Linked DNA regions of Mus musculus: regions 2, 3, 4 and 5 are each linked to region 1. A link is a loop called in an ENCODE intact Hi-C map of the cell type or tissue named here. Cell type or tissue: heart. All regions are shown on one strand. Links, peaks and the distances in the headings refer to the core of each region. The heading gives the core; the rest is flanking DNA.

The links. A loop is a pair of places that touch in the nucleus more often than their neighbours do. Peaks named below come from ENCODE experiments on the same cell type or tissue, not always from the same donor. Only the 100,000 strongest peaks of a DNase experiment are listed, where the experiment ranks them.
Region 2: it touches region 1 in a loop (4-fold over the local background); 21 of 42 quality-filtered maps call a loop at or near these places.
Region 3: a loop joins it to region 1, with 2.5 times the contacts of the local background. A loop is called at or near these places in 5 of 42 quality-filtered maps.
Region 4: a loop joins it to region 1, with 10 times the contacts of the local background. A loop is called at or near these places in 14 of 42 quality-filtered maps.
Region 5: a loop joins it to region 1, with 4 times the contacts of the local background. A loop is called at or near these places in 21 of 42 quality-filtered maps.

The regions. Positions count from the first base shown.
Region 1 is chr9:119,961,201-119,967,301 of GRCm38, reverse strand. It overlaps Ttc21a (tetratricopeptide repeat domain 21A), which reads right to left. Exons shown (of 29, transcript NM_028735.3): 20 at 5,359-5,547; 21 at 4,011-4,121; 22 at 2,989-3,070; 23 at 1,455-1,605; 24 at 1,128-1,289; 25 at 843-1,035; 26 at 523-747; 27 at 1-106. Among named protein-coding and RNA genes, the nearest start is that of Csrnp1, 20 kb to the left of the region's middle. In heart, for the core only: no CTCF peak of the experiment used is centred there; DNase peaks (open chromatin) are centred at 881, 2,841 and 3,821; H3K4me3 peaks cover 1,654 bases; H3K27ac peaks cover 2,824 bases.
Region 2 is chr9:120,009,058-120,015,158 of GRCm38, reverse strand. Xirp1 (xin actin-binding repeat containing 1) reads left to right here. Exons shown (of 3, transcript NM_011724.3): 3 at 1-1,404. It overlaps Gm33800 (a long non-coding RNA gene), which reads right to left. Exons shown (of 4, transcript XR_871355.3): 3 at 4,051-4,152; 4 at 3,009-3,481. Among named protein-coding and RNA genes, the nearest start is that of Xirp1, 11 kb to the left of the region's middle. In heart, for the core only: a CTCF peak has its summit at 3,362; DNase peaks (open chromatin) are centred at 2,178, 3,458 and 3,938; H3K4me3 peaks cover 1,331 bases; H3K27ac peaks cover 1,818 bases.
Region 3 is chr9:120,095,783-120,101,883 of GRCm38, reverse strand. No RefSeq gene overlaps it. Among named protein-coding and RNA genes, the nearest start is that of Ccr8, 6.7 kb to the right of the region's middle. In heart, for the core only: a CTCF peak has its summit at 2,991 (motif pointing right); no DNase peak of the experiment used is centred there.
Region 4 is chr9:120,070,543-120,076,643 of GRCm38, reverse strand. It overlaps Gm33858 (a long non-coding RNA gene), which reads right to left. Exons shown (of 3, transcript XR_003948274.1): 3 at 5,593-6,101. Among named protein-coding and RNA genes, the nearest start is that of Cx3cr1, 5.3 kb to the right of the region's middle. In heart, for the core only: no CTCF peak of the experiment used is centred there; a DNase peak (open chromatin) is centred at 3,283.
Region 5 is chr9:120,017,142-120,023,242 of GRCm38, reverse strand. Xirp1 (xin actin-binding repeat containing 1) reads left to right here. Exons shown (of 3, transcript NM_011724.3): 2 at 3,424-6,101. The coding sequence starts at 3,428. Among named protein-coding and RNA genes, the nearest start is that of Xirp1, 3.4 kb to the left of the region's middle. In heart, for the core only: a CTCF peak has its summit at 2,812 (motif pointing left); DNase peaks (open chromatin) are centred at 1,822, 1,942 and 2,672; H3K4me3 peaks cover 2,192 bases; H3K27ac peaks cover 2,089 bases.

The sequences.
Region 1 (6,101 bases), core at 361-5,360:
CCTGATGACTGTACTTCCAGGCCAGCTCGTAGTTGGTTGCTGCATCCTTGTATGACTGCTCTTTCTCCATGATGAAGCCCATGTACTCATAGGCCCGGCAGCAAGACTGCGGGGAAAGCCAGCTAGCACCTCTGCCCAAAGTAGCAGCCACCGTGGTCCTCAGGGTGGGGACCAGGATGGTGTTGAGCAGGAATAACCCAAAGTGTATGAGGGACCCCCAAAATCACTTCCAGCTTTTTGAAGGGTTAACTGTGCACCCACTCTTTACTCAAAAGCTGGCATAACCCCTTCAAATAAAGCCCCTCTGCCAACAGTTCCATCTCCCAGAAGCTAATCCTTGCATATGGCTCATAACCTCTATTATCTCTCTCCGGTATTCTGTTCTCTTCTCTTCCTGGCTATGCCTGACCCTCATAAGCTCGGCCCTCCCTTGGCCCGTGGATCCTGGTTCCGGGCCCTCTGGTTCGACCTCTCCCCACCCTGCTCACCCCTCCCTTATTCTCCCAGGCTAGTTAGCTTTGCCTTGTTATACTGCAGGCATCGGCGCAGTAGCTCCAAGGCCAGGTCGAACTTGCCGCCTTGGCAATAGATATCTGCCAACAGAAGCCAGCTCTTTTCCAGGTCTTCGGCCTCGTCGACCGTCCATGGGACTTTGGCCAGGCGCTTCAGCTGCGTTCGGGCCTTGGGGACTTGCTTCAGGAGTATGTAGGCCTGCGCCATGGCCAGCAGTGCAGGGATGCTGTCCTTCTGCCCACATCCACGAGAAGCAAACATTGGGGCACTTTGGCAGTCACCCCCCATCTTGACCCCTGCCCACTGGAACCCATCCCTAGCCCTCGCACCTCAGCCTGGGCCATCTCGATAAAGGCTCCCAGAGCCACCTCTACATTCGCCTTCTCCCTGGTGGCCAGCAGGCAGAGATTCTGCAGCAGCCGCAGCTGGGTCTGCCCGGATTCCGAGTGTGGGTAAAATTCCCGAAGTAGCTTCTCTGCAGTGCGCACCCCGTGCTGCTGAGACTCCTTTCTACTGGCAGAGCTGTGGGCACAGGACTCATGCTGATAGCCTGCTGGTGGGGCACTCACCTGGCCGCCGCCTAGAAGCTGAAGCCCCGCCCCTCGCCCTCTTACTTGCTGTCACCCACCAGGCTCTCAAAAGCCTCTCCACCGACAATCTCATTGTCAGGGTTCAGACAGATCTGTACCATGTAACAGGTGGCAAGCTGGCCCCAAGTGCTGTCCTTTCGGGCTTTGTTCAGAAACCTCAAGGCTTCATTGGGCTGTCCAATGTGCCTGCAGTGAGAGAAAGAAATGCCAAGAGCCGTGAGGGCATAGACACCAGGTCTGAGGGCTTCTGGTCCTGGAGGCTGCTCTGTCTCCCTTCTACTGAACAAAAGACACCAGCTACTTGCTAAGGGGTCCCACCGATGCCCCTCTGTCTCCTCGAGCCTAACTCACCAGAAGTAAATGCCTTGGCAGTAGTTAAACCCTGGCTCCAAAGGCACCCGGCTAGACACCTTCTTGGCCAGTTCAAAGAAAGCAGGGGCCTCTTCAAGCTTGCCGCTCCGTCGTAGCAGATCGACCAGTTTATTCAATACCAAAAAATTGTCTAAAATAGGAGAACAGAAATCATGCTGGGTGTGGTGGCCGATAACTGCATCGGGCTGGTGTGATGCGGCCTGAGCGGGGAAGGAGTGCTGGATTTTGAGGAGGCCCTAGGAGACACTACTTGTTTAGGCTGAGCACAGATGAGTCTGTATGCAAGCGTGAGTAAATTATATAGTGCTTGAAATAGCTACAGCAGGGTCTGGGGAGATGCTTCCGTCAGCAAAGTACTTGCCAGACAAACATGTGGACTTGAGTTCAAATTCCCAGTGCCCATCTAAAAAGCAAGGGGTGGACTATGAGTGTGGCCACGTGTCTCCTGAACCTCAGGCTTTGGAGGGCACAGATGGAGTAGTTTCTCAGGCTTGCTGGCTCTGGGCCAAGTTCAAGTTCCAAGTTCCACTAGAGATCTTTTTTTCTTTTTTTTTGAAGATTTATTTATTTCATGTATGGGAGTACATTGTCACTGTCTTCAGACACACCAGAAGAGGGCATCAGTTTCCCATTACTGATGGTTGTGAGCCACCATGTGTTTGCTGGGAATTGAACTCAGGGCCTCTGGAAGAGCAGTCAGTGCTCTTAACCGCTGAGCCATCTCTCTCCAGCCCCTTGGCTAGAGATCTTGTTCCAAGAGAACAAGGATGAAGGAGGTAGAGCAGGATCACCCAGTGTCACCCCCTGACCTCTAGGCTCTCTCTCTCTCTCTCTCCCCCTCTCTCTGTCTCACACACACACACACACACACACACACACACACACACACACAGAGTTACACTTACTTATCTTAGGTACTTACACTGTACCTGGCTCTGTGTTCTGCCTGTGACTTAGCTATAGGTAAATATTCTTTCTGTGCCCATTTGACAGATGAGGACAAAGAGAATGGAGGAGTGAAGTAGTTTTTCAAAGGTCACACAGACAAATGATATCAGGATTCAGACCCAGGTGCCCTAACCATGATTGCTGTGCCCGTGGTGACAACGGTGAACTGTCTGGCTCTGTAGCTTGGGCTTCAGGTTTGACCCTTGAAGCAGTTGTTTCATTCAGTAGCAAGTAGGGGCACAGCAACAATCAAGGGAGAACATCTAACTGTTTTTCAAGTGGGTGTGGCCATAGGGGGGAGACTGTTCAGTCCCAGTGGCTGCAGAGATATGGGGACAGACAGGCTGTCCTGACTCCAGTGCCAAGTGCCTGGGTCCAGGAACTGGCCCCTTGGACTCAGGAAGGGCTGCCACGTTCTGGGTTTTTATCAGTTTCCTGCCTCTCTGGGAACAATTGGAAAGAAAGGGGCTTCCTCTGACCAGCCAGGAAGGAGAGGAGAAGGCCCACCCTTCTCTGGGATAGCGGTGCTGGTTGGGTGGGGAAGCAGTCTGCTGGTCCTAGTTACCTGGAGCTTTCTCCAGCACTTGGTGGTAGAGATTGATGGCAGTTTCATAGTTTTGTCTTCTAAACATCAGGTCGGCCAGCATCTATCAGAAGACACACAAGCTGTGTATTCCTGAGAGCGGCATGCATGGGGGCTGGCAGAGAGGAAAGGCAGAAAAGACTCTCCCAGTAGGTAGCCTCCCTGGTCCAGAAAGCCTGTGGGATCCTGGACACCCAACCCGACAGGCAGCTGGAGCCTAGAAGACAACCTACGTGCTACAAAGGGCATGGTTGGAGAAGTGACCCAAGCCCTTGGAGGAGCCCAGAAGATCGTGAGTTGGATCCCAGACATTGGATGGTTGGAGATTGACTTTTGCTTTTGATTTTAACTGTGCCCTGATGTTTTTTCCTCTTGAAGTATTTTAGTGGAGACCATAGTTAAGAGACTTTGAATTTTAAAAGATATTGGACATTTTAAAGGGATTGAACTTTAACATACAAGACTGTGGGACTTTTAAAATTATCTAGATCTTGGTGATGAATAAGAAAGTAAAGGTTGAGGCTTAATAGTGATTTGTTTGTGTGTCAAGTTGACAAGGGGTCAATTGTACTGGCTTGTTTTGTGTGTCAACTTCACAGGCTGGAGTTATCTACCTCCACTGGCAAGGTAGAGATGCAGGACATTTTATGACTCTGCAAGGTGTGAGCCTAGGGTGGCCCTGGAGAAGGTGTGAGTAACAGATAAGTTAGAAGGCCTGACCAGGGAGGGCTATTTCACAGGCTTCCAGTCACCCGACCTTCACCTTCACCTCTTAGTGGGTGTGGTTTCCCCTGAAGTCCATTCAACCATGTCCCGCCCCCACAGCCTCGCGCAGAGGTTGCTGCTGCCCTCTGCTGGCCTGCCCGTCCCTCCCTATGAAGGGCAGAGCAAGAGGCTGGGGGCCGGGTCCCAAAGCCAGTGAGGCATTTGAGGGTCGGCAATTAGAAAGCAGCCTAAATCTGGTCCCAGGGCCCCGGGGAGGTGTGCCGCCTGGCATCTCCTACCACAGCGGCTCTCTCGTGGGTCTGCTCCATCTCTAAGAGGGGGGCACAGCGCTGTTCACACAGGTCCAGCTGACCCAGAAGCAGGTAGAGATGGGCCAGCTCCAGCACCACCTACGACAGACAAGACCAGACAGAGCAAGCAAGCAAGCCAGCGCCGCAGGCTCGCTCGGGAAAATCCTGCAACCACTTTTGACTCTGACTTCCCTCCCGGCCAGCCCGCCTGGCCTATCAGCTGGTTTCTAAAGCAGGCAGGCCCCTTGCCTCGGGCAGATGATGGCTCTTGCCCTCCCGTCCCACCAAATTTCCCTGCCATTCGGTCGGTTTTAGTAGCGGAATGAGATGAGGCCTGGCCAACCCACTAATCTTATCCTTCGGGCCTCTGCGCCTTCCTCTAGGCATTCCTCTGTGCCCCGGACACCAGGATAGATGGCAGGCTTGCGTTAGAGTCTCCCACACGCGTCTGTCTCACTTTCCTCTTGCCTGAGGGCAATCTGTAGGCAAGACTCATGACCTGCCCTAGCCCTAGCCCTACTGATGATACCAAGGCCTAGAACAGTCCCTGCTATGAGCGGTCTGTCAAAGGGTGAACAGTTGCCAGCTTTTTTTTTTTCTTCACACAATACACGTAGGTATATTTTTGAGATTTCATTTATCTCAGGCTGGCCTCCAACTCATTGTGTAGTCAAGGATGACCCCCTGCCTCCACCTCCCAAGTGCAGAGAAGGAAGGTTTGATGTGGTGTTGGGGACTGAACCCAGGACTTTGTGCACACTAAGCAATCACTCTTCCACTGCTGGGCTCTTTCTTCGGTGTGAACTTAGCGTGAACTGGTTCCTCATCTGGAGCCACACCCCTCCCACAACTCTCAGCTGGCTTGGAAACTCAGCTTGGGCTCCATTCCCATGCAGCCTGGCAGTCACAGCTCTTACCATCCCCCCTCACCCCAAGTGGCGGGAACCTGCGAAGGCCAGGAGATCCTGGCTTTCAGAGGCATCTTCCCCATTCTTGCCTCTATAGGTGGCCCAAGGATGGTCCTCCTAGCCTTCCTCTAAGAACTGTGGTAGCTGAGGACCCAGAGTCAATGGGAGCTGCTTCCAACCCTGGAGGCCTCCCTCCCCCTTTACACCTGCAGCTTCTCAGAGAAGAAAAACCTCACTCAGCAAGGACACCCCCAAACTCCTGACCCTGCCTCCAACTTCCAAAGGCTGAGGTGACAGATGTGTACCATCTTACTTGGTTTGTAAGCTACTGGGGTCTGAACCCAGGGCTTTGTGAATGTTAGGCAAGGTCTTTATCAAATCGAGCCACATTCGCCAGCCCTCAGGGTGTCACTCTGAGGGCCACACACCTTACTGTCTGTGGGCGAGTAGGCGAGGGCGTCCTTATAGGATTTCAGGGCGCTGTCGTAATCTTTCTCCGCCAGGTGATGTTCCCCAATCTGGATGCAGATGGAGGCTGCCAGCTGATTCTGGAAGGGGATCATTTCTGATTGCTCCAAAGGAACCCGCTTCAGTATCCGGGACTGGAGGTCCAAGGCCTTGGGGAACAGAAGAGGCTGGGTTCAGGAATGCCAGAGCACAGGCATTTCCAGTGTTCCAGGGCTGGCAGGGTCAGAAAGGGTGCCTTGAGGAGCTCAGGGCCATGCCCTCATCATGCATGAGATAGACTGGCTCTGCCCCTGGGGGCGGAGCAGAAGCACCTTGAGGCTGTGTCTAACTTGCCTTGCTGTCTTGCAGGTTAGAGCAACACACGAGAGGTGCACAAAGCAAGCTGGGTTTTTTTTTGTTGTTGTTATTGGTTTTATTTTATTTTATTATTTTTATTTTTTTAGTAACTGGTGATGTTTTACTCTTGAGACAGGGTCTCTTTCTGCAGCCCTGGCTGATGTGGAACTTGTTATGTAGACAGGGCTGGCCTCAAATTCACAGAGATCTGCCTGCTTCTGCTGCCTCTCTGCATCACCACACCCAGCTCAGGCTCCGTTTTTGTTGTTTTGAGACAGGCTGGCCTGGAACCCCTTATATAATCAAGGAGGACTTTGAACCTCTGACCCTGTGCCACATGCCTGTTTGATGTGGTACTGGAGACAGA
Region 2 (6,101 bases), core at 671-5,670, 48 kb before region 1:
AGTCTGAGGCTCCCACAAGCAGCCATCCACAGGGAACTACAAAAGATCCCAGTGTGAACAAGGTCTCAGTCAGTAGCAGAGCCATACAGACAAGCTCCAGCCAGGTCAGAGATCCACCCCTCGTCAAAACCCAAGAAAAGGCCGAGAGCCATCCTGAGGACAAGATGAGAAATCACGCAGAGGCCAGAGGCCAGGCAGCAGTGAACGTCCTGCCCTCCAGGAGGCTGGAGACACTGAGAGGAGCCGAGCCTGGCCTCCTACAAGTCTCTCCTCCCTGCACAGGATCCTCCTCTCCAACTTTCATCTCAGTCCAATCAGCTACAAAGAAGCTTCCGGAAGCTTCTAGCCCTCAGGGAAGCCATTATATCTCAGGGAAAAATACACACCTAGGTCAGGACATAGGTCAAGCCCTGCTCTACCAGAGAGATATCCAGGATCAGGCTGGGACAAAGGAGATGTGCATCGAGGGCGCTGTGCTCACAGGGCAGCCAAAGAATGTTCTGGAATTCCAGACTGGGTCAACTACCTCCAAGTCCTATGGAGCCATGAGAACAGTGACCGAGCAGTATGAGGAGATGGACCAATTTGGGAATACAGTCCTCACTTCCTCCACCACCATCACCCAGCACGCAGACCCACTGACGGACCCCAGACCCCAGCTCTGCCTGCACACTTCTCCCATGCTAAGGCAGTTACTCCACAGCCCCTCCAGGCTCAACAGTGACCTGGCAGAAGCTGAGATAACATGGACTCCCTGTAACAACTTCCACCCGGCTGCCCAGTGAGCCCCTCTGTCTCCCACCAGTCTTGGGTACCTCTCCCAGAGCTCCCCCAGGACTGAGTCATGGGCCTACCTCCAGCACATGTGGAACAAGGACCAAGAAAAAAACGTGGCCTTCAGAGAGCTCACGAGGGCTGTTTGCCTTGTTAGTTCTTGGAAAAGAGGCAAGAAACATAAAGCAGCCATCCACAGGAAAGCCGGATGGGAGGGACAGGACCTGACAGGTGCTTGTGGAGAACTAGCCCACACTAGCCCAGCTCACACTCACACATGTGAGCCTGCACCTCATTGCCTAGAGCTGGAGGGTCACCCTGCACTGTGTCCCTCCATAGCCAGCCTTTTTCTTTGGTTATGGAATCTGGCTGCCTTAATCCCTGGTGAGGACCCGGGGCTGAGCAAACTGGACATGACACTGCTCTCTGTTTGAGATTGGACTAAAGGCTCCAGAAAAACCCGGGTGCCTGCCTCTTCATCGCCAGTGGTCCAAAGGGCGCAGAGAGCGCACTAGCAGTCAATAGTGTTCCGAGAAGCTGAATACACGACCCTTCCTGACCCCATCACCCCCACTCTGCACCCCGAATGGGAAAAAATGACCCAAAAATAAACCCAAAAGAGATTCCCTATTTTGTGTGTCCGACTGTGTATGTGCTGCCCCAGAGTCTGCATTCCCAGGGAATGCAGTCATGATCACCAGGTGTCTGCCTTGACTGGGGCAATACAAAGGCTAAAGCTTCAGCATTCCCCAACAGTACGTCAGAAAACAGAAAGGCCCCGCCCACTTCCCTGCTCTGGGTTATTTGTGTACACACATCCACCATACTTTATCTACACACTCAGATACACATACCACACATACATATGCACACCACAGGCATACACACGCCATATGCCGCTCTAATACATATGTATACACACGCAGATGTGTACCACAGGCATCAACTCGCCACAGACCTACACGCTGCTGCCCCCTCATCTCTGCCTCCCTCCTGATGTTCTTAGATGCCATTCCAGGGCAAATTCCTAAAATCCTGGCCCAGAATGGGACAGCCACCCCGTACCTCGAGGCAAAAGGGGTGGGAGCATTCCCACTAGAATTCCCATGCCCAGAGTGGCCCAGCCATTTCTTGTTCACAGAGGGTAGGTACTGTGTGCCAAGCAGGGGGTGTTCTTAGGGAGGGAGCGATCAGATCCTGGCTAGAAAATGCAATGATTTTAGTGAAAACCATTCTCCCTCTCTCTCAGAAACCACTGAACCTTCTATGCCAGGTCCGTTGTAGGTCACAGGGATGACAGCAAGATCCCGTGGGGTGCTGTCTGAGGAGACTGACTTTTAACATGAGGAGGAGAGACAAGAAAGATGACATCAGAAAGAGGGTGAGTGCCTAACTTTCCACTCAGAAGGCATGAGTCATGAATCATGGCAGTGTGACCATGACAAAGAATAGCCTCAGAGAGGTGGCAGGGGCGGACCTCCTTAAGGAAGAAACATCTGACATCTGAATGTCAAGAGAACAGAACTCAGGGTGAGTGGTGTGCGCATTTCGGAGGAGGAGTCAGGAGGCTCACAGTCACTGTTAGCAACTAGTAAGTTTGAGGGCCAGCCTGGGCTGCATTAGACTGTCTCAAAAGAAAGGGTGTGAGAGCCAGGTATGCTGGTGCACCTCTTTAATTCCAGCACTAAGGAGGCAGAGGCAACAGGTCTCTGCGAGTTCAAGGGCAGCCTGGTCTACAAAGCAAATTTTAGGTTAGCCAGGGCTACATAAGGAGACACTGCCTAAAACAAAAGTGTGGAAGTGAGTATACACTCAGTGGCACCTTGTTCACCTAACATGCAAGCTCCTAGTAAGTCAATTCTCAATACCACAAAAGATAAAACACCTGTACCAGGTAACTGCATGTTCCCCCACCTTGTCTCTCTCCTACACCTTCCACAGGCTCTCACTTGACCACTGGGCCCAGCAACTTAACACACAGGAGTGTTCTCTTCAACGTCCTCATCTGTCAATGGGTGTGATGGTGGAACAACCCTGTGAACACTGTGAATTAACAAGTGTTAATAAAGCCGGGCGTGGTGGCACACGCCTTTAATCCCAGCACTTGAGAGGCAGAGGCAGGCAGATTTCTGAGTTCGAGGCCAGCCTGGTCTACAAAGTGAGTTCCAGGACAGCCAAGGCTACACAGAGAAACCCTGTCACGAAAAAAAAAAAAAAAAAAAAGTTGGCTGGCATTCATTCTTAGTACTGCAATTTAGGAGAGAGTTTTGTTTTCTAAAGTTTGAGACACGGTCTTGAAACTTAGCCTGAAGATCAAGCTAGCCCCGATTTTGTAATCTCCTGCCCCTCACCCATCTGTACTGCGGATTACAAGTGTGTACCACCCGGCCCAGTAGCTTTGTTTTCTTATTTTATTCGGTTTTGAGGATCTTGTATCAAACTGACTGGCCTCAAAATTGCTCTGTGGCTGAAGATGATCTTCAGCCCCTGATTTTGCCTCTATCTCTCAAGGTTTGGAATCCGTGGGCATGTGACCACAGCCTTCTGGAATATTTTTTAATATCTCCTTCCTCACCTGCAGGGGGCGTGTGCCCGGTGTTGTTCATCTAGTCAAACGAGCACACAAATGAACGAAACGATTGAGTCAATCTGTGGATTCACGCTACTGGCATTCAATAGCGCTTCGTGCCAGGATCTGTACAGGGTGCTAAAAATAGAGATGAACAAGGCAGAATTCATTCTTGACCTCACAGGACTGACAGAGACAAATATATAAGCAGATTAGGTCATTTTACACAGAAAACTGTGTGTGAAAAACAAGGTCAGTCCGCAAGGGCAAGCTGAGTTTGGGTGGTCTAGGATGCGTTGCTGCAGAGCAACCGGAGCAGAAGGGGCGGGTGAGCGCTGCTGCAGAGCGGCGGGTGCAGAAGGCCCCGCCCCGCCCCGCCCCGCCCCGCTCACACCTGCAGCCGCACCTGCCTTCGCACCTGCCCAGGCCCCGCCCCTCTCCACACGCGCAGAGCGCGCAGCGCTCAGACCCCGCCCCCGGTGCCGACGGGGCGTGTTCCCACGGCCGTCGTCAAGGTGACGGTGACGTCGCGGGCTGTAGAGTTCGGAACGTTCAGGCGGTGGCTGGTTGCCAGGAAACGCCCGGCAGGCGTGCTGCCAGGGCTGGCTCTGCGAGCAGACGCCGGGCGCCAGGACGCGCCGTCCCGGCCAGCCCTCGCGCGGAGCCTCCCTCCCAGATTCCAAACGGATGCCGGTTCCGGGGCTCACCCGGGAGGGCGCCTGGTCCCTCGATGCTCTGTCCTTGCCAGCGTCTGGAATTCGTCCTCTGCTTCCCGCTTTCATCTGTCTCTGCCTCCCCAGTATGATGCTCTATATCAAAGCAAGCAAAATGTTAAGGGCCTTTACTAGCCAGATAGCTCTGCTGATAAAGGCGCCTATGGTGCAAGCTTGGCAACCTGAGTCCGACCCAGAATGCAGGTAAAAGTGGAGAGCAGAGAATCTACAAAGTTATCCGGTGACCTCCACACATAGCAAGCGACATCCTCACCTACCCACACACAGCATGCACACACAATCATAAAAGATTGAAATTTTTTATCATTGGTGATGCGAATGTGTGTATTTTGACTGCCGTCTGTGCTAAGAACTGAACTCCATTTTCTGGAAAAGCAGTGCAAGCTCTCAGCCTCTGAACCATGCCTCCAGCCCCAGTAACAATACATTTCTTAAATTAGTTTTAAATGTTAGAGTAGTTCACACCTGTGACCCCAGTCTCTGGGAAGCTGAGGCGAAATATTATGCCAGTTTGAGAAGAGTCTGGCTACATAGTAGGTCCTTGTCTCAAAAAGCCAAATATACATAATTATGTATTTTTTTAAAGTTTTAAAAGGAGAAGCTAGCTCACTCATTTAATCCTTCCCTTCTTTGGGAGGCAGACAGATCTTTGTGAATTGGAGACTAGCCTGGTCTACATAGTGAGTTCCAGGCCAGCCAGGATAACATGGGATCTTGTCTCAAAAATAAAAGTCTAGAGATACGGCTTGGTGGTAAAGTATTTGCTTAGCCGCCAGGCGGTGGTGGCGCATGCCTTTAATCCCAGCACTTGGGAGGCAGAGGCAGGCGGATTTCTGAGTTCAAGGCCAGCTGGGTCTACAAGGTGAGTTCCAGGACAGCCAGGGCTATACAGAGAAACCCTGTCTCAAAACAAAACAAAAGCAAAACAAACAAAAAAGGTATTTGCTTAGCATGTTCAAGGCCCTGGGTTCAAAGTGCATGCATGCACGCACACACGCACACAGGTACACACACACCTCTCCTCCCTAATGCAATCCCCTGGCTGCCCAGGTTACTAGGTCTGGAATCTAAACTCTCTTGTAGCCTGTAAGACCAGAATGGCTTGCCTCTCCACATTCTTCTATAACCCCCCCAGGCCCCAGCTCCTCCTTACCCTCCTCCTCCAGTCATAAAACACACTGGTTGGTTCCTGCCCCAGGACCTTGATCCTCTCCATCTATCCTTTTTCTGGAAGTTTCCTCTCCCAGATCTTCATTGAAATCCTCCATTTTGATCTCAACCTAACTTCCCTCTTGAAAGGCTGTCCACCTCAGGAATATTGTGGTGCGGTCTTTCCTCGGGGCATAGCAATCTTCCACTACCACCACCTTGGAGTACAAATTACCTTGGGTTGGTAGCCATGGCAACTCATTGAGCAAAACAATACAGTGATAAATGTACTTTAATGGAGCAGTTAACTTTCCTTAGAAGGAGACTGCCTAAGGTCCAGGGAACTTCACCCAGAATTCCAGCCATGACCCCTCCTTCTCCCTATGCCAGGCTGCGGGTCTCTGGATTATAAGAGAATATACCGAGAGGGGGACTCCAAGGTGAAGCTCCCATGAGCTCAGGATTCACTACTAGGCGGGACTTTCCCATGATGCAGTGTCACCCACGCTGCAGTGAGTAACTCTCATCTGTGCTCTGGAAGTTAGTCCAATAAACTCATTTGTCTTGCAAGTCAGACTTGGGTGGGATTGTTACTATGTTCATGTCTCCCCTGGAAAAGTTAACCACACGCCCAGCCCTTTCCACCCATCTAAACAGGAAGGACCTCCTCTGTGTTTCCATGTCTTGTCAGGTTTTCCCTAAAACCCATCAGCCTATAAACTGAGGGCAGGAGCTGCCCGGCTGCAGGGCTGCAGAACCACAGAACCAAGGCTGTGTAGCTTTTCTTTCTTCCTCTCTTCTTTCTTTCTTTTTCTTTTTGTTACTGTTGTTATTGTTTTGTTGTGGGTTTTTTTGTTTGCTTGCTTGTTTGTTTG
Region 3 (6,101 bases), core at 605-5,604, 130 kb before region 1:
TAACCCCTGAGCCATCTCTCCAGCCATTTTTGCTTTCTATTTTGAGAGGGAAAAAAATTTTTTTCATGAAATTGCTCATACTGAGTCTAACTCATGCTGTAGCCCAGGCAATCCTCCTGCCTCTGTCTCCTGAGTCATAAAAACCCATATATATATATAATTGTTATTGATTATTTGAGATTCTTACACCATGCACCCTGATCATGCTCACCTCCTGCTCTGTCCATGGCTGCCCCTCCCCCATGACTTTCTCCCCCACCCCCCAAAACAGATGAAAGTAAAAAGGAAGAAACAAGCAAACAAAAACCAAGTCCTTTTGGGGTTGTCTATATACTCACCAGAGCATGGTCAAACCCCTAGTGGCCAGCCCCCAAGGGAAGGTGAGTCTCCATCTGCCACCGCCACCACCCCCCAGAAGCCCTCAGCTGTGGAGAGCAAGCTACATTTCAGCATCCTTGTCACTTTGTTTTAGTTCTTGATAGGGCTGCCATTTTGGGGAAGTGGGGTTGGGGTGGAGTCTAGGGGTTGTCACAGAAGGCTTTTATGTTCTGCTTTCTCAACTGTGCTTGGTCTGGTTCAAGGCCTCTGGCTTCTGCTACACCATTAATACTGGGCACCTCGGTGAGCCAGAGTCATGGAGGTCCTGTGGCTATAAGGGCTTGGTGCTAGACTCTAGCTGCTGCTGAGGCTACAGCTCCTGCAGCAGCCCCTTCCCCTCACAGGGAACATGGGATCCCACTGAGACACTCTGAGCCCCTAGCTAAAGGACTTCCAGGTGCCAGGATCTTTCATCTCAGGAAATGAGTTTCCATCAAAGGGATATGGACGGCCATGCATCCTGCCTCCAACCTTCTTCCTTGCTTCCTACCTGGAAATCAGAGAGGCCCCTCTGCAGCTTGTGCTGTTGACCTGGCAAGTTTTATGTCAACTTGACACAAGCTAGTGTCATATGGAATCACAACTGAGAAATGTTGCCTTGGTTCGATTATAGGTTTAGCGTCCTTTCTCCCTCTAAGAAACCAATCAGGGAAAAAACCAAAACAAAACAAAACAAATAAAGATAAGAACCTGGTCAGCAAGCACCTGAAATTCCTAGAGTGCCTCCCATGTTCATAAGGCATCTCAGTGCCTTAGCCTTCAACTAATGACCTCTGCCCACCCTGTGCTGGGGAGCCAGCCCCGACAGGGACAGGTACTGGGGTGGGACACAGCATAGGATGAAGACCAAAGGCTGATGACCCCTGGCCTTTAATTCTCTCTTACTGTTCGGGGGGGCCAGAAGCTCATGGTGTCTGGCAATCAACTCCTACTGATAGAAGCAGGGGATTAAGAAAAGAAACTTAGTTACTTGTGACCTTTACTCCTCAAAGCTATATAAGCCAGAGACAAAGAAAAAGGATAAAGTCAAGCACACACACACACACACACACACACACACACGAGACTGGGCATGACCAACTGTTTCATCAATTTCACAAGTGAACATGCATACATACACTTATACCTATATTCATACGTATGCACATACATATAGACAGACACATACAGATTGTACATAGAGACAGACATATATACAAATATATATATATATATATATATATATATATATATATATATATATACACATACACACACATACATATACATTGGGTGGATGGAGCAGAGCCACACTTTATTTTTTTCTCTCCACATTTATACCTTCTTAGACAGAAGTTCTTTATAAAATTACCTCATAGATAAAATGTTACACAAAAGGGGAGTTACAGAAGGATGTTGATAGTTAAGTTCAAAGCAGTGTTTCACTCTCTAAGCTCATTACAAGTTCAAAGTAACAGTTTCACATGGCCTTGCTTTATCATAGTGCACACCTGTAGCCTCACCCTTGGGCCTGACCTAGAATGAATGTTTTTCCTTTATCACACATCTGTCCCAAGCCAGTTTCTCTTCTTAGTGTAATTGTGAAAGCTCATTGGATTCCTTCTTATGCAGCCTTTACTTACAATTCTAGTGAGGAGCAGGCGCATTCTACTCTTGATTCTAACTTCATTCCATCTTTCTGGCAAAACGACTAAAACCATTTCCTTAAACTTTCTTCTTAAAATTGTTTGAATTAAATCAGGAATTCTATAAAGTCATTAAATCATCTAAACAGCACTAATTCAGAAAAGTTCATCTTCATGTTGATCTGCAGAAAGTTTGCTCAATAGAGTGGGCTGATGCCCTGGAATCATTAGACTGTGTAATGGTGACAGGAAAGGCAGATCAGCAGTGAGATGCAATCCTGAGACGAAGTCTCTGGGATCCATACCTCTCAAAGCACACCCATGGCAGCCATGCAAAATGGTGGGCAATCTCCAGGAAACTGATTTGCTGGCCATAACATTTCCAACATGGCTCGTGCTAACATTGGATATTCCTATCCCCTTCCCCAAAGCCGTACAGCCCTCGATTCACCCCAAATAAAGTTGTTCTGTTTCCCCAAAGCTGATCCTGGAGTGTCGTCATTTCCGTTCATACTCACGAGCCATCTGAAACCCTGTTCGTTGGCTCTGCTCTCTCTTCATCCTCATGGGCTGGTGGCCAATGACCCTGGGAAGAAGGGAGACCCGCAAATACCCCGGATCTGGAGTTACAAGTGACTGTGAGCTGACAGGTAAGTGCTGGGAATTGAACCCGGGTCTTCCAGCAAGAGTGGTAAGCATCTTAACTGCCGCGCAGCCTCTCCACCCACAGTTCTCCCTGGTTCTCATGATCTTCAGGGGCTAGCTTCTCAATCCACCCAGCAAGTACACAACAGCTGGGACCCGGGATGTGGCAATGAGCAAGACAGGCAGGGGATCCCAACTGTACCCCACTGTTGCAAGTGTTTACCTGCTTGCTTGTTAATGTGCATTCAATCACATAGTCCAAATGCGGGTTTGCCAGATGAACCCAAAGCATCAGGGAATTCCAGTTCTTTGCAACTGTGGGCAGCTGGTGGTACCGCTAGACAGTGAACAGCAGGTGGCGATAGAGCACAACTTCCTGGTTCTAACCAATTCCTCACCCGGTTCTAGCTTCATTCCCAGTCCCCTTTAATGGGTAAGGAATTGGAAGCAGCAAACAGTTATATCAGTTACCCCAAGTGTGATAACCAAAAGAAAACAAACAAACGCACAAACAAACAAACAAGTCCTAACCTGTCCGCTGTTTATTTCATCACGTTACTAAGATTTTTCGTTTAAATGTATGAAGGGAGTTGACGGGTTCTGTAAGGATATCAGGCAGCTGTGTGGGCAGGCAGGACAGATGGTCCCTCTGTCTCCGCTCACTCCACCCCCTCTTACCCACGGCCTCTTGGAGTTCAGAGAGCTTACCTGAGGCCAGCTGTAAGGGATGCAGCTGGACCAAGTCAGGTCCTTGCCCCATCAGAAAGCTTAGTGTGACTCAAGATGCCCGAGTGACTCTTGCTAAATAAGAACCATCTGAGCAGGACTCCTGGAAGCTGACAGTCTTGAAAAATGTCGGAGGAAGCCCCTCTCCACTCCCCATGTCTCACACACACTGCAGAGTTGCCTGTCCCACCCCACACAGCATGTTGCCCACTGGGTGCTTGCAAGGTTCAGTCAGAGAAGCATGGAGACTGTGAGGAAGATGGTGGCCTTGCTAGCTGATACAACTGATGAGCTATGAGCCTGTGGCTTCGGCAACATCCTACTCTAAGATTCCAACTTGGCAACCTCTTGCCATAACAATAAATAATTTTATCTTTCCTTAAACTTTTTTTTTGTGTGGGGGGGAACAGGGTCTTCTGTATCCTAGGCTAACCTCAAACTTGCTTTGTAGAAATATTTATTCGGCCAGACATGGTGACTCGTGCTTTTAATCCTAGCACTCTGAAGGCAGAGGTATGTGGAGCTCTGTGAGTTCAAGGCTAGCCTGGACTACACAGTGAGTTCCAGGATAGCTAGGGCTATATAGATAGATCCTGTCTCAAACCCACCTACTTACCTCTCAAAAAGAACACAAAGGAAATTTCATAATAACAAAAGAGGCTATTTGGTTTAAAAACATGCAGAACAATTCTTTATTTGTCCATACTAATAACAGCTTCAGTGGCTGGAGAGATGGCTCAGTGGTTAAGAACACCAACTGCTCTTCCAGAGGTCCTGAGTTCAATTCCCAGCAACCACATGGTGGCTCACAACCATCTGTAGTGGGATCCGATGCCTTCTTCTGGTGTGTCTGAAGACAGCTACAAAGTACTCATATAAATAAAAAAATCTTAAAAAAAAAAACAGCTTCAAAACATACAGTAAAAACAAACAGAATTAAAATGGAAAATAAATAAGCCATAATCAGAGTTGGGTGTTTTGCAGTGCCTCTCCTATCGACTCATGGGATAAACAACCAGGGGGAAATCACCAAGGATTCAGCCTGTGCAGCCGCTCAAAGGGGAAGGTGCCTGGACTCCATCCCTGAGACCCATGCGCTGGGAAGACAGGGCCAACTCTTGCAAGTTGTCCTCTGATCTGATCTCTACACTCATAATAAATCACATTTAAAAAAAAAAAATAAGATAACAGTTGTGCCGGGTGGTGGCGGCACACACTTTTAGTCCCAGTACTTGGGAGTTCGAGGCCAGCTTGGTCAACAAAGTGAGTTCCAGGACAGCCAGGGCTATACAGAGAAACCTTGTCTCAAAAAACCAAAAATAAAAAATAAATAAAAATAAAAATAAAAATAAAAGTTGTTTTAAACAAATAAAGAGTACAAAAGTCTTAGTGGGCAGACATTTTCTTCAGTGATGTGACCAGTGGTAGTTGCTCTTGTTCCTGCAAAACGCTCTTCACCCACAGACCTCTGAAAGCAACCCTCATTAAACTCCCCGATTCACAAAAGCAACAAGATAGCTGCAGAAAGGAAAAAAAAATCAGAAAAAGAGCGAGAACACAGAAGCCTCGAACTGCGTGACTAGCTACCTGCAGAAGCAACCTGTTACCTTCACGGGTGAATGGAAACCATGTCTTGCATCATAAAATAATTCTTGATATATCTTAAAGGAATAAAACCCTATGTGTATGTTCTCTGAGAAGAGTGTAAGTAAATACTGTATGAAGTTGTCGTGGTTTTTTTCTTCTCAATGTTATGAATTCTTCTTTACTTTCCAGAATAATTTGAATTCTTGATATAATAACATTTCTGCTGGTTGTGGTGGTTTAAGTGAGCCCCATAGGCTCATATATTTGCATACTTAGCCCCCAGTTGGTGGTGAAGTGTTGAAAAGGATTAGAAGGTGTGTTGCCTTGTTGAAGAAGCGCTGTCTCTCTGTCTCTCTCTGTCTCTCTGTCTCTCTGTGTCTCTCCTCTGTGTCTCTGTCTCTGTCTCTGTCTCTCTCTCTCTCTCTCTCTCTCTCTCTCTCTCTCTCTCTCCTGGCTGTGGATCAGGATGGAAAGCTCCTAGCTGCTTCTCTCACCATGCCTCCCTGCCTGCCACCCTGCTCCCCGCCATGGTGATAAACCCTCTGAAGCTTTGAACAAGCCCCCAGTTAAATGTCTTCTTCTATAAGTTGCTTTAGCCACGGCGTCTCTTCACAGCAGTAGAACAGTGGCTAAGGCAGGAGTAGACGACTACTTCTCAGACTTCTGGCTAAGACCAAACTTAAAATGTGTAAAATGCACCCCAAGTGAATACTGAGACAATAGACGATTCCAGGAGCCCATATAAAAACCAGGCTCAAAGCAAATAGGTGAAATGAAAATAAAAACAGAAATCAACGAGCAGAGGAGACAGGAAGTCAGCGAGGCCAAAGGCTGGCTCGATGCAGAGATTTAAGCAACAGATAAGTCCTACAAAACTGATCTAGGAGAGGGGAGGGAGGGAGGGGAGGAGGAGACGGGGGTGGGGGGGGGAGCCACAATGATCAGTATCAGGACCAGAAAGGGACACCCTCATACTACAAAAAGATTGTTCAACAAAATTAATTGTCAAGAATTCGTACTCATGTACTTGTGAACTTAAGGAGAATAGCAGAATTTCTTACAAACCACAAGCAGATAAAAAGGCTGAACGCTTCCATTTGGTAATTAAATGCAAATCTTTGTACAGAAGTACCCTGGATT
Region 4 (6,101 bases), core at 798-5,797, 110 kb before region 1:
ATGTTTATGGTTGTAAGGCTTGGTTGTATATTTTACTCTTTTGGGGGAGTGTCTTCTCTACCAAGGTTAATAACTCCATGATAATCAGAGACAGCTTGAATCCAGTGAGGGTGTGTCTAATGTCCTTAGCAAAATGATGAGCCGGGCATGGTGGAGCACTTGGGAGGCAGAGGCAGGCGGATTTCTGAGTTCGAGGCCAGCCTGGTCTACAGAGTGAGTTCCAGGACAGCCAGGGCTACACAGAGAAATCCTGTCTCAAAAAACCAAAAAAAAAAAAAAAAGATGAATGCTGTGTGACCTTCAGGACAGCCCATAAAGCTGTAGGAAAGAACTCTAGTTGAGTTCAAAATATTTATAAACATGATTTCTCAACTATACAAAATATAAGGATGCAATATGAATTACATGAGGGACTTGACTTCACAGACCTAACAAAACAGAGGCAGCATCGATATAGTCAGCTTGTCAGAAAGATCCAGAAAGAGATAAGGAAATTTAGACAGTGGTGATCCCAGGGCAGGACCTCACCCAGCTAAGTTTATTGTCTGTGCTTGCAAAGGCAGGCAGGCCTCTGAATTCATTTGCAACATTAAAAAAATATATATTTATGCTGGCTATTTTTTCCTAAGAGTCAAGGGTCTAAGGACATGGAATGCTGATTCATGGGATGGTCAAGATGGAACCAGGAGTAAATTACTGGATTGATATGTAGATAAAAGACTGGGCCATGGTCTACAAGGAGAAAGCTACTGAGAGAACTGTTTGGAGAACAAACACAACTCTTTAAGAGTTTTTTTTTTTCTAACAAGATTTCTGGCTTTTGTCGGAAAATCCAAGAATTTATTCTAGCAACTTTTCTGACTTTGGTGGGAAAACCCACGAGCTATCCAGAGAGCTTTTAGGATTTTTTTTTCCTAGCAGGAGAGAGCTGTCTCTAGCAGAGAGCTGTCTTGAGCAGACTGCAGAGCCAAGCGCTATCTACAGAGCTGTCTGGGGAGCCATCTCCAGCAGAACACAAGGCTGTCAGCTTGAACCCTGCGATTGACTTCAAGTTGTTTCTTTTGCTGCCCCTAAGCACTCCTTCCTCAGGAGCCCCTCTTCTAGCTAAAGCTGATTCCTAGTACACATATACATGAGAACACACATCAATAGACACACAAGCATTCATGCACAGATATGTACATACACACACTCACACACCACCATATACACACAACTTACACACGCACATACACATACAACTCACACACACATACACACACAACTCACACACACATACACACACAACTCACACACATATACACACATTCATATACACACACAGCACACACACACACAACACACACACACAGACCAGAGTTTGCTGTGCCTACAGAGGCAAGGATTTGTCATCAGCTGCAGAAGAAGAAACGACAGAGGGCTTTGGTGGAGAGAAGAGCACACGGCCATAGTGTTTATCAGACAGACTTGGTAGTGTCCTTAGGAATGTCTGTTGTCTGTGGGGCCTGTTTTGTAATTTACTGAGGCAGCAGGGCAGTGAGGAAACTCGCCATCCCAAGAGGTCCTTCCATCTAAGTTTAACCCAGAGTTCCCACTCCCAAGGTAGGCTGTGGAGACCACAAACTGTGGATGACCAGCTACAGAAAAATACTGATTCAGGAGACTGTTAAGTAGAGAATGGCCTTCCAAAGCCTCCCTCTCTCACAGAGGCAGCAGGACACCTCCAGATACTGCTGATCCTTATTTCTAATGGCCGGCTTTCCTTTACTGGCTGGAGCAATTGGTTCTGAGAAAATGGCCGTGTTGGTTTTAATAGGTGACTTTATTCTGAGTTCCCATGTGGGCATATATATATAGTCTCATAGTGAAAATGTTTCCGTCAACAGCGCACCACGACTTCAATGGTAGTTCCAAGAGATCATATCTCCTAATGACGTGGGTGCTTCTCAGTTTGTGTAAGGGCACCCTGTGATATCTGATAACGACAGAAGTATCTAGTGACATCTTTCTTAGGTGAGTCTCCTCTGTTAAGGAACACATGACTGTATGTCACATGTACCTTTTCTTCATACAGAATAAGAACTGCTGACTGGGAGTGGAAATTGAGAATTATTTTTGGAAATAATTATTGGAAATTGACCTTGTTTTTCTTCAAAACCTCTCCAGCGCTGAGAGACTGAAGTGTGCTCTCAATGTCATGTGACCCAGTTCTGGTGGCAGCACAGGATCCTTAGGCCTGGGAGATAGCCCCTAAAATACTTTCATTTTCCTTCCTTCCTTCCTTCCTTCCTTCCTTCCTTCCTTCCTTCCTTCCTTTCTTCCTTCCTTCCCACCTGTTCTCTCTCTCTCTCTCTCTCTCTCTCTCTCTGTTATTGTTCTTTTGGTTTTGTTTTGGGGTTTTTTTGGTTTTTTTGGTTTTTTGGTTTTTTGGTTTTTTTTTTTTTTGGTTTTTCAAGACAGGGCTTCTCTGTATATCCCTGGCTGTCCTGGAACTCACTCTGTAGACCAGGCTGGCCTCGAACTCAGAAATCCGCCTGCCTCTGCCTCCCAAGTGCTAGGATTAAAGGTGTGTGCCACCACACCCAGCTTTTTGTTTCATTCTTTTGAGACACAGTTTCTCTGTGATTCTGTGTAGCTTTGACTGTCCTGGAACTCACTATGTACACAGGCTAGCCTGGAGCTCAGAGGTCCACCCGTCTCTGCCTCCTAAGTGCTGGGATCACAGGCGGGTGCCACCACCTCCCATCCTAAGTACATTCGTTTCTTGTTTTTAAATTTATTTTTTACACTCCATATTCTATCCCCCACCCCACCCCCATGCACCCTCCGACTGCTCTACATCCCACACCTCCACCCCACCCCACCCCGCTTCCAAGTGGATGTTCCCAACCCCCAAGCCCACCTGACCTAATCTCCCTGGGGCCTCCAGTCTCTTGAGGGTTAGATGCATCATCTCTTACTAAAGTACGTTCTCAAATGCATAAATGGTTGTTCTTTAGGAAGCCATGGGAAATCCTCACTTTGTCAATAGCAAATCTAGAGATGTACATTGGGAATCTGACTGGTCCCAGGTCCTCTGGGCCCTGAGTTCACTTCTGCTCCCTAATGTGTGGCACACCTGAGAATGTGCAGCTCATAAGCTGATGGGTGGAGCCCAGATGACACCCCGGCCCGCAGGTGCACAGGGCAGACTTAGATTGTCTGGTTCTCAGCTCTGGCTCTTTGACCTGCTGCCCAGCCTGTCTCAGCCCAGGCCTCAGGCAGCAGTTCACCTCATTGCCTCAAGAGGGAGCTCCAAGGTTGCCAAGATAGGAAATTGTTGGAAGCGGGTGACTGACCAGGCCAGCCTTTTCCTGTCCCCAGCTGCAGCTGCCCCCTTGGAGAAGCAGTGGTGGCCACTTACTCTGCCTGTGGGCCCTGAGGGCACCTGCTCTGGGCTCTAGAACCTTACAGAAGCCACCTTGTTTCCAAGGCCAGATGTTGCACATGTAAATCTCTGATGTGAGTGGCAGGTAGCCTCAAGTTGTCCCTTTAACTTCCTTCAGCTTCAGTCTCCTCACCTGAAAGGAAAGACTGAAAATTCAAACACAGGTGCCAACCAGGGAGAAAGGAGGAGAGGCAGGGAGGGTGGGGGATGGGATGGGAACCTGAGTAAGATACAAAGATACAACAAAAACTCCAAACCGTTCTTCTGAGTGGGCAAACCGCCATACACGTAACCTCAGCACTTGGGAGGTGGAAACGGGAGGATCAGGAGTCAAGGCCATCCTCAGCTCCATACTGAGCTCCTGGATAACCTGATAAATTAACATCTGACTTTATATCTCAATCTCCAGGGCTACTGTGATAACTGTGACAATCTGGGGCCTTTGTTTTGTTTCTGATGATTTTGGAGCCTGGAAGACCAAGCTCCAAGTGTCAGTGGATTCGTTCTGAGGATTCAATCTGTGGGTTGCAGGCAGCCATGGCTCACTGTGTCCTCTGTGTCCCCGTCCCCCCCCCCCGCCCCCAGGTTGGTCTCAAACTTGGATGAGCTTGGAGTCCTCGTCCTCCACCTCTGAGTGCTGGGATGGTAGTTGTGCCTCGCCTCACTGGCTTGCAGGTGCAGGAGATCAACCCAGAGCAAGCACTGTACTTACCAAGCCACACCCCAAGTCATCATTTTCAGAGGAGACCCTCACATGTGAGTGAAGGCTAAGTGTAGCTTGGGAGAGAGGGTGGACTGTGAGGGGGGCAGGGGGGGCAGCCTTTGGAACACCAGCAGCTCTGTCCTTGGTCTGGTGCCGTTTCCCTGTTCTGGTAAATTCTGACTTCACTACTGCTTCCTAACATAGGGCACAACTGAGAACATAACAGATGCCCAACCTGGACCATTTCCCCTTATTTATCTACGTAAAACTGAGTCTCGGTACATTCGAGTTGCAGGATCCACCTTAGCCTCTGGGTAGTGGGGAGAGGGCACACAGCTGGGTGCTCCCCCATTAGAATTTAAGATGATTTTTTTTTCCTAGTAAACAGAGCTTTCAGAAAAGCAGAGAGAGAAGCCTGTCTGACAGGGTTGGGTGGTAATGGGGATGGGCTGCAGAGAATGCGGAGAGTTCTAAAGGACCCTGGATGTCAGCAAAGCCCAGGGAAGGGGGCAGCTCTACTTGGCTCCCTGACAGTGAAGCATGTTCTCTGCCACCTGGTCCCTCTCCTGGAGCCGTCCCTGCAAAAGTGAAGCCTGGATCCCTAGGCAGACATTGCTCCTTCTTCTGTGAGCCCCCAGCTTTTTAATCTCTTACTTATCCTGCCTGGGTAGAAGGTGTTTTTGCCACTGCTACAACTTACACCAACCTGGCCTCAACTATGTCGGGGTTGTTGCTGCTGTTTCGAGATAAGACCTCCCTCTGTAGCTCAGGCTGGCCTCCTAGTCGCAGCAATCCTCTGGCCTCCAAGTCGCAGCAATCCTCTGGCCTCCAAGTCACAGCCGTCCTCTGGCCTCGGCCTCCCAAGTGCTGGGATCCCAGGGATGAGTCATATCACCCTCCAAGGGGGCAGTGATTAGTGGTGGTGATCAATAATTATTAAATAGTTAAGGGCTGTGGTGGTAGGAATGGAAATGGCTATCCCACAGCTCATGTGTTGGTTAACTGTTTGGAAAGAATTGGTGGGTGTGGCCTTGTTGGAGGGGGTGTGTCACTGGGGATTTAAAAAACCATTCCCAGTGTGTCTCTCTGCTTCCTTCTTTTGGATCAAGATGAGGATTCTCAGCTGTTCCTTCTGCCGTGCCTTTACTCCACCACCATGGGCCCTAACTCTCTGAAGCCATAAGCTCAACATTTCCTTCTTTTATAAGTTGCCTTGGGTTTAGCTGAGTATCACAGCGTGTTGTCCTGGGAGCTTGTCCTGGGGTAACAGAAGAGCTCAGAAGTTCTAGCTTGGAGGGCTGAGGTGAGAACTTAGATCTAGAATAGGCTGGCCACAGAGCAAGAGCCTGTCTCAGAAGCAAGGGAAACCTTAGGCAACATCTGATGGTTTATTTTGGAATAAAAAAGAACTTTTGCTTCCATTTGTTTTGTTTATTTTGGGTTTTTTTTTGGGGGGGGGTTCTTCATTATTTAGAGAATACTTTATTAGTTTTTGTAATCAAACCCACGTAGATAAGACCTTACATATTTAACACAGTGCATTGCCCCTGTACAAATGGGGAAAAAATTAAGTCCAACATTTCTAGACCAATATGGCTGTCCATTTCTGTTCAATGCCAACTCAACACAGTAAACTGGATACTTTTTTCCAAAGTTGACAGCACTTTTGCTTCCATTTGTAATGCACCGTAGTTCAGCCACCTCCAAATGCTACTGCTTAGAAATACTTTAATTGGGAGCTCGGTAGTTAAAAGCACTGGCTGCTCTGGAAGAGGGCCTGGATTTGATTCCCGCCCCACTATGTGACTCACAACCCTAGTCTCAGGGGACCTGGGATGCCCTCTTCTGGCCTCTTTGGGTCCAAGCATGCATGTGGCAGTGGCCATACAGACAAACACTTATATCCATAAAATAACAAAAATAGGTCTCGAAAGAAATAGTTTAATAGGAGGCTGGAAAGATGGCTCAGTG
Region 5 (6,101 bases), core at 746-5,745, 56 kb before region 1:
GTATGTGGTCAGAAGTTGCTGTGGCTACCTCAGGCGGGCCCAAGAAACAGATTCATTCTGATCTAGTATCATCGAGAGGTAGTTTCACTTGGTAGCCGGGAGCTTTGTGTTGTTTTTAATTTTTAAATTACAGTTTTGTTTATTTTGTGTGCATGTGAGTGGGTCCATGTGTCGTGGTGAAAGTGTAGGGGTCAGAGTACATTGTTTCTCTTTGACCATGTGTATGACACATGATAAAAACAGGACTGGAAATAACAGGTCCTCAGAAATAACAGGACGTACCTGTACCACTGGCCCATCATTCTGGCCTGGAGTTCTGATTGTTTTCTGTTTTGTTTGAGACAGGATTTCTCAGTGTAGCCCTGGCTGTCCTGGAACTCGATTCGTAGACCAGGCTGGCCTCGAACTCAGAGATCCACCTGCCTCTGCCTCCAGAGTGCTGGGATTAAAGGTGTACGCCATCACCGCCAAGCAGAAGTTTTGATTTTTCAGATGCAGCTATGAGCCCGGGACATAGCTCAGCTGGTTATGTGCTTGCATAGCATGCACAAAGCCCTGGGTCCACCAAATAAAACCAGAAAAGATGCTGCATGTTTGTAATCTGTGTCAGGAGGGTCTGAGGTCCAAGGTCATCCTCAACTACTCGCTAAGTCCGAGGCCAACCTGAACTGGGTGAGACTCTGTCTGAAAAAGAGATAAAAATGCTGAAGGCCAGAGACCCAGGACAGCCAGAGCCAAACCATGGCCCAGGGCAAGCCCAGTCCCCAGCTATTGCTGGTCACGGTCTTAGCATAACCGGCCCCAGCAAGCAATGTTGTGCCCAGGCTAGCCTGTGAGTAACTTCCCTCCTGAGGCAGCTTTGGTAGAATGACTTTGTCCCATGGGGACATCCTCCAGCTAAGCCTGGGGTGACTCAGGATGGAGAGATCAGATCTGAATGTGCCCAATGGTAGGCATCTAGAGCAGGCTGGTGCCTAAGAGGGTCCGAGGTGGAGGTGGGTGGTCCTGACTTGCTGGCAGTGCTGAGTGACTGTCTCGGCATAGGGGACCTGCTCATGGACAGTTTTTGAAATTACTATACCCTAAACCTGCCCCCCCAAACCTGCCCTCAGAAGTCTCAGGCCAGATGAGAGTGGAGCCGGGAAGCCTGAAAGCCTGCCGCAGCCTTTTCTGAGACCTCAGCTGAGCCTCCATGGGCAGCCCCTGTCCCCTTGCTGGGTTTCTGTATCCCCTAACAACAGGCCATTAGATTCTTTGGCCTCTGTGACCCTAGCAAGGATTCTGGGGATCCCTGGGAGTCTGAGCTGGGGACAGCTGGCAGTCTGTATAGGAAATCTTCCCAGGCCACTCTCATGGTGACTAGATAGAGCAGAAGTGGGGACAGGCATGGGTTTGTGTGTGGTCTCCTACACAGAGCTCAGAGACAAGAGGGACCACCCTGAGGTTTTGCTTGGGGCTCCATAAGGGGATATCAGATCTTGCTTCCTCATATCCTCAGTGGAGAGGCCAGAGAGGGAGTGGGGCAAAAACTCTCCCTTCTCCTCCTTCTGAGGTAGGAGGTCAGGAGGACAAGAGGTCAGGAATATGCTCTGTCCCTTGTCACCAGCGTCCCTGCTTTGCCGCACATCCTCGGATGCCTTTGGGCAATTGGTATCTGCAGGTTGGCCTACAGGGCAAATACCTTGGTACTTCACAGGAAGCAGAAGTCAGTGTCTTCCAGAAGCCCAAAGTATGGAAAGGGCATGGGCACACCAGGTCTCCCTGGCTGAGTTGGAACCTCTTTCTGAGTGCTATGATGTCTGCCGAGGCCTGGACCTCAGCTATATTTAGTGCTAAGTGCAGGGCGGAGCAGTGGATTGGGGTAGCAGGAGGGGGCACATATTTTACATTCTTTTTCTAATGGCCTCTGGGGACTGTCATAACACCTGTCGCAAGACAGATAGGACATATATGAAACAGAGCAGAAGACGGCTGGAGGAGTGTGAGGCCTCTGAGGTGTGTGGAGAGTTAGGGAGAGGCATGCCTTGCTGGAAGCTGGGGCAGGATATAGATTCTGGCTCGAAGTCCTCCCTGCCCTAGAGACTTTCCAAGCTATGCTTGCTGGTACACAACTGGGGAGGGCATTCTGTGAGCCAGGGCAGGCCTCTCATGTCCAGAGCTGCTTAGGCAGAAATGACCTTAATCCCACAACGTTCTATCACACACACATACCCTGGATACATCACCTTCCAATTCTCCTAGAGATGCAGGACTGGAGGGGTTCGGGCTCATGGCAAATAACAAAGCCCAGCACACCCAATCCTACAATTTCCTGGGAGTCAGGCCTTCAGTAAGGTCTAGGGACTGGAAGTCAGCACAGCCTATATATAACTCATTCTGCAAGATCTGACCCGAAACTCAAGCTTCTTATCCTTAATTGCAGAGAGCTGTGGGAAAAAGAAAACTTAGGACTGGCAAGGTGACTCAGCTGGGACAATGCTTGCCTAGAATGCACGAAGCCCGAGTCCAATTCCCAGCATGTGCACTGGTGGCACATTCCAGAAATCTCACACTTGCAAGGTGGAGGCAGGGGGAAGTTCAAGGTCACCCTCAGTTTGAGAACAACCGGGGTTATTTGAAACCCTGTCTATATGTAAAATGAAAACCCTGACCTGGAATTCAAACATTGGCTCTGCCCAAACATGAGCAATTCCCCCTTCTTGGGCCTCTACTTTGCCAGCAAGGACCCAGGGGCCTGGGAAAGGTTGGAGAGAGCCAAGAAGTGGAGGTTAGAGAAAGGTTTCTAGTAAACATGCTAAGCGCGCCCTCTGGTGGTGTACATGGGAATTTCACCACTATAGGAAATGAGTCTTCATTTAATTTAGGTTTTTGCCAAGACAGCAACTCTTCAGCGCCCTCACTACTTGGGAGTCTGCTGAGTATAAATTTTGGTTGTTTGGTTGGTTGGTTTTGGTTTTTGGTTTTTGGAGACAGGGTTTCTCTGTGCAGTCCTGGCTGTCCTGGAACTCACTCTGTAGACCAGGCTGGCCTCGAACTCAGAAATCTGCCTGCCTCTGCCTCCCAAGTACTGGGATTAAAAGCATGCGCCACCACTGCCTGGCAGAATAAATGATTGTGACAGAGGGAGACGTAGGTGATTCATCCAGCTTTCCTACTGGATATTTGGATCCCTCCAGGGGCTGGAAGGAGTCTCCAGGCTAGCTGTGCCCTGCTTGATCCCACTGATCCAGGTGAAACTAGGAAGCAGGGACTCATACTGATGAATGGATGGACTATCATACTCCAGCCCCAGAGTGAGCCCCAGGCTAGAGATCCAGAGATGTGGGAGCCCCTTAGTAGTGGCCACACAGTCCCGAGCCTTTCTCGTGCTAGTTAACCCAGGAACTGCTCCTCACTTAACTCAGGTTCTCCCCTTCTTCCCAGAAGGATGGCTGATGCCCAGATGCAGGTAGCTCCTACACCAACCATCCAAATGAGGACAGAAGAGGACCTGTCCCTCCCTCATCCCTCAGCCCCAGAGGGTCTGCCGCCACCACCCCCCAAAGAAACCTTCTCCAAGTTCCAGCAGCAGCGGCAAGCCAGTGAGCTCCGGCGTCTCTACAAACACATCCACCCTGAGCTTCGGAAGAACCTCGAGGAGGCTGTGGCTGAGGACCTGGCGGAGGTCCTCGGTTCGGAGGAGCCCACTGAGGGCGATGTTCAGTGTATGCGCTGGATCTTTGAGAACTGGCGGCTAGATGCCATTGGCGATCACGAGAGGCCGGCTGCCAGGGAACCTGTGTCAGGTGGCAACGTCCAGGCCACCTCTCGAAAGTTTGAGGAAGGCTCCTTTACCAACAGCTCAGATCAGGAGCCGGAGGGACTCCGGCCATCAGGGGGTGATGTCCAAGCTGCCAGACAGATGTTTGAGACCAAGCCACTGGATGCGCTGAGAGGCCAGGAGGAGGCAACACAGACAACCATGAGGGAACCTGCAGCCACTGGAGATGTACAGGGAACCAGAAAGCTCTTTGAGACTAGGCCCCTGGACCGACTGGGCTCCCGCCCCTCTATCCAGGAGCAGAGTCCTTTAGAGCTGCGCTCAGAGATTCAGGAGCTGAAGGGCGATGTGAAGAAGACGGTGAAGCTGTTTCAGACGGAACCTCTATGCGCCATCCAGGATGCCGAGGGCACCATCCACGAAGTCAAGGCTGCCTGTCGGGAGGAGATTCAAAGCAATGCAGTGAGGTCTGCTCGCTGGCTCTTTGAGACCCGACCTCTGGATGCCTTCAACCAGGACCCCAGCCAGGTGCGGGTGATTCGGGGGATCTCCCTTGAGGAGGGAGCCCTGCCGGATGTCAGTGCAACTCGTTGGATCTTTGAGACGCAGCCTTTGGATGCCATTCGTGAGATCGAGGTGGACGAGAAGGACTTCCAGCCATCTCCGGATCTCATCCCTCCTGGCCCAGATGTTCAGCATCAGCGACATCTGTTTGAAACCTGTTCCCTGGACACTCTGAAGGGTGAAAGAGAAACAGAGGCAGAGGTGCCACCCAAGGAGGAGGTGATTCCTGGCGATGTCCGCTCTACACTCTGGCTATTTGAAACAAAACCCCTGGATGCTTTCAGAGACCAGGTCCAAGTGGGTCACCTGCAACGGGTGGGTCACCAGGAGGGTGAGGGGCTTGTGACAGAGTGTCTACCCAGTAATGGTACTTCGGTGTTGCCTCTGTCTCAGGGTGTCCCCCAGAATGATGGGTTGAAAGGGGATGTGAAAACCTTCAAGAATCTTTTTGAGACCCTTCCCTTAGACAGCATTGGGCAGGGTGAGCCTTCAGCCTATGGGAACATAAACAGAGGACAAAACACTGATTCTGCCGAGCAGTCCCAGGGTTCTGACGCCCCGGTATATGCTATGCAGGACAGCAGGGGACAGCTTCATGCCCTGACTTCTGTCAGCAGAGAGCAGGTAGTTGGAGGTGATGTTCAGGGCTACAAGTGGATGTTTGAGACACAGCCCCTGGACACGCTGGGTAGAAGCCCCAGTACCATCGATGTGGTACGAGGTATCACTCGGCAGGAAGTGGTGGCTGGGGATGTCGGCACCACTCGGTGGCTCTTTGAGACGCAGCCATTGGAGATGATCCACCAACAAGAGCAACAGAAACCAGAGGAGGAAGAGGGGAAGGGTCCAGGAGGCCCCCCCCCTGAGCTCCCCAAAAAGGGTGATGTACAGACTATCCGTTGGCTGTTTGAGACCTACCCTATGAGCGAGTTGGCAGAGAAGCGAGAATCTGAGGTCACAGACCCCGTGAGCAAGGCTGAGACACAGTCCTGCACCTGGATGTTTGGGCCCCAATCTCTGAACCCAGCAGAAGGCTCTGGGGAGCAGCACCTGCAAACCAGCCAGGTTCCGGCTGGAGACAGGCAGACAGACAGACATGTCTTTGAGACTGAATCTCTGCCAGCCTCAAACCAATCCAGTGGGAGAAAGCCTGTAAGGTACTGCAGCCGGGTGGAGATTCCTTCCGGGCAGGTATCTCGGCAGAAAGAGGTTTTCCAGGCCCTGGAGGCGGGCAAGAAGGAGGTCCCGGAGACCACAATCAACCTGGGGTCCATCCCCACAGGCTCTGTGCATAAATTCACCTGGCTCTTTGAAAACTGTCCCATGGGCTCCCTGGCAGCTGAGAGCATCAGAGGGGACAACCTCCAGGAAGAACAGCCAAAAGGCTCTGCAGGCCATGGGACACCAGAGAGGCAGGAGACAGCAGCCGAGAGAACCCTTCGGACTTTGCATGCCACCCCCGGCATCCTGCACCATGGAGGCATCCTCATGGAGGCCCGAGGGCCAGGGGAGCTCTGTCTTGCCAAGTATGTGCTCCCAAGCCCAGGGCAGGGGCGCCCCTACATACGGAAGGAGGAGCTGGTGTGTGGTGAGCTTCCCAGGATCGTCCGTCAAGTGCTGCGCCGGACAGACGTGGACCAGCAGGGACTGCTGGTTCAGGAGGACACAGCTGGGCAGCTCCAGCTCCACCCACTCACGCTGCCAGGGCCTGGTGACCCTGGGAATATTGAAGACATGGACCCTGAGCTCCAGCAGCTGCTGGCCTGTGGCCTGGGAG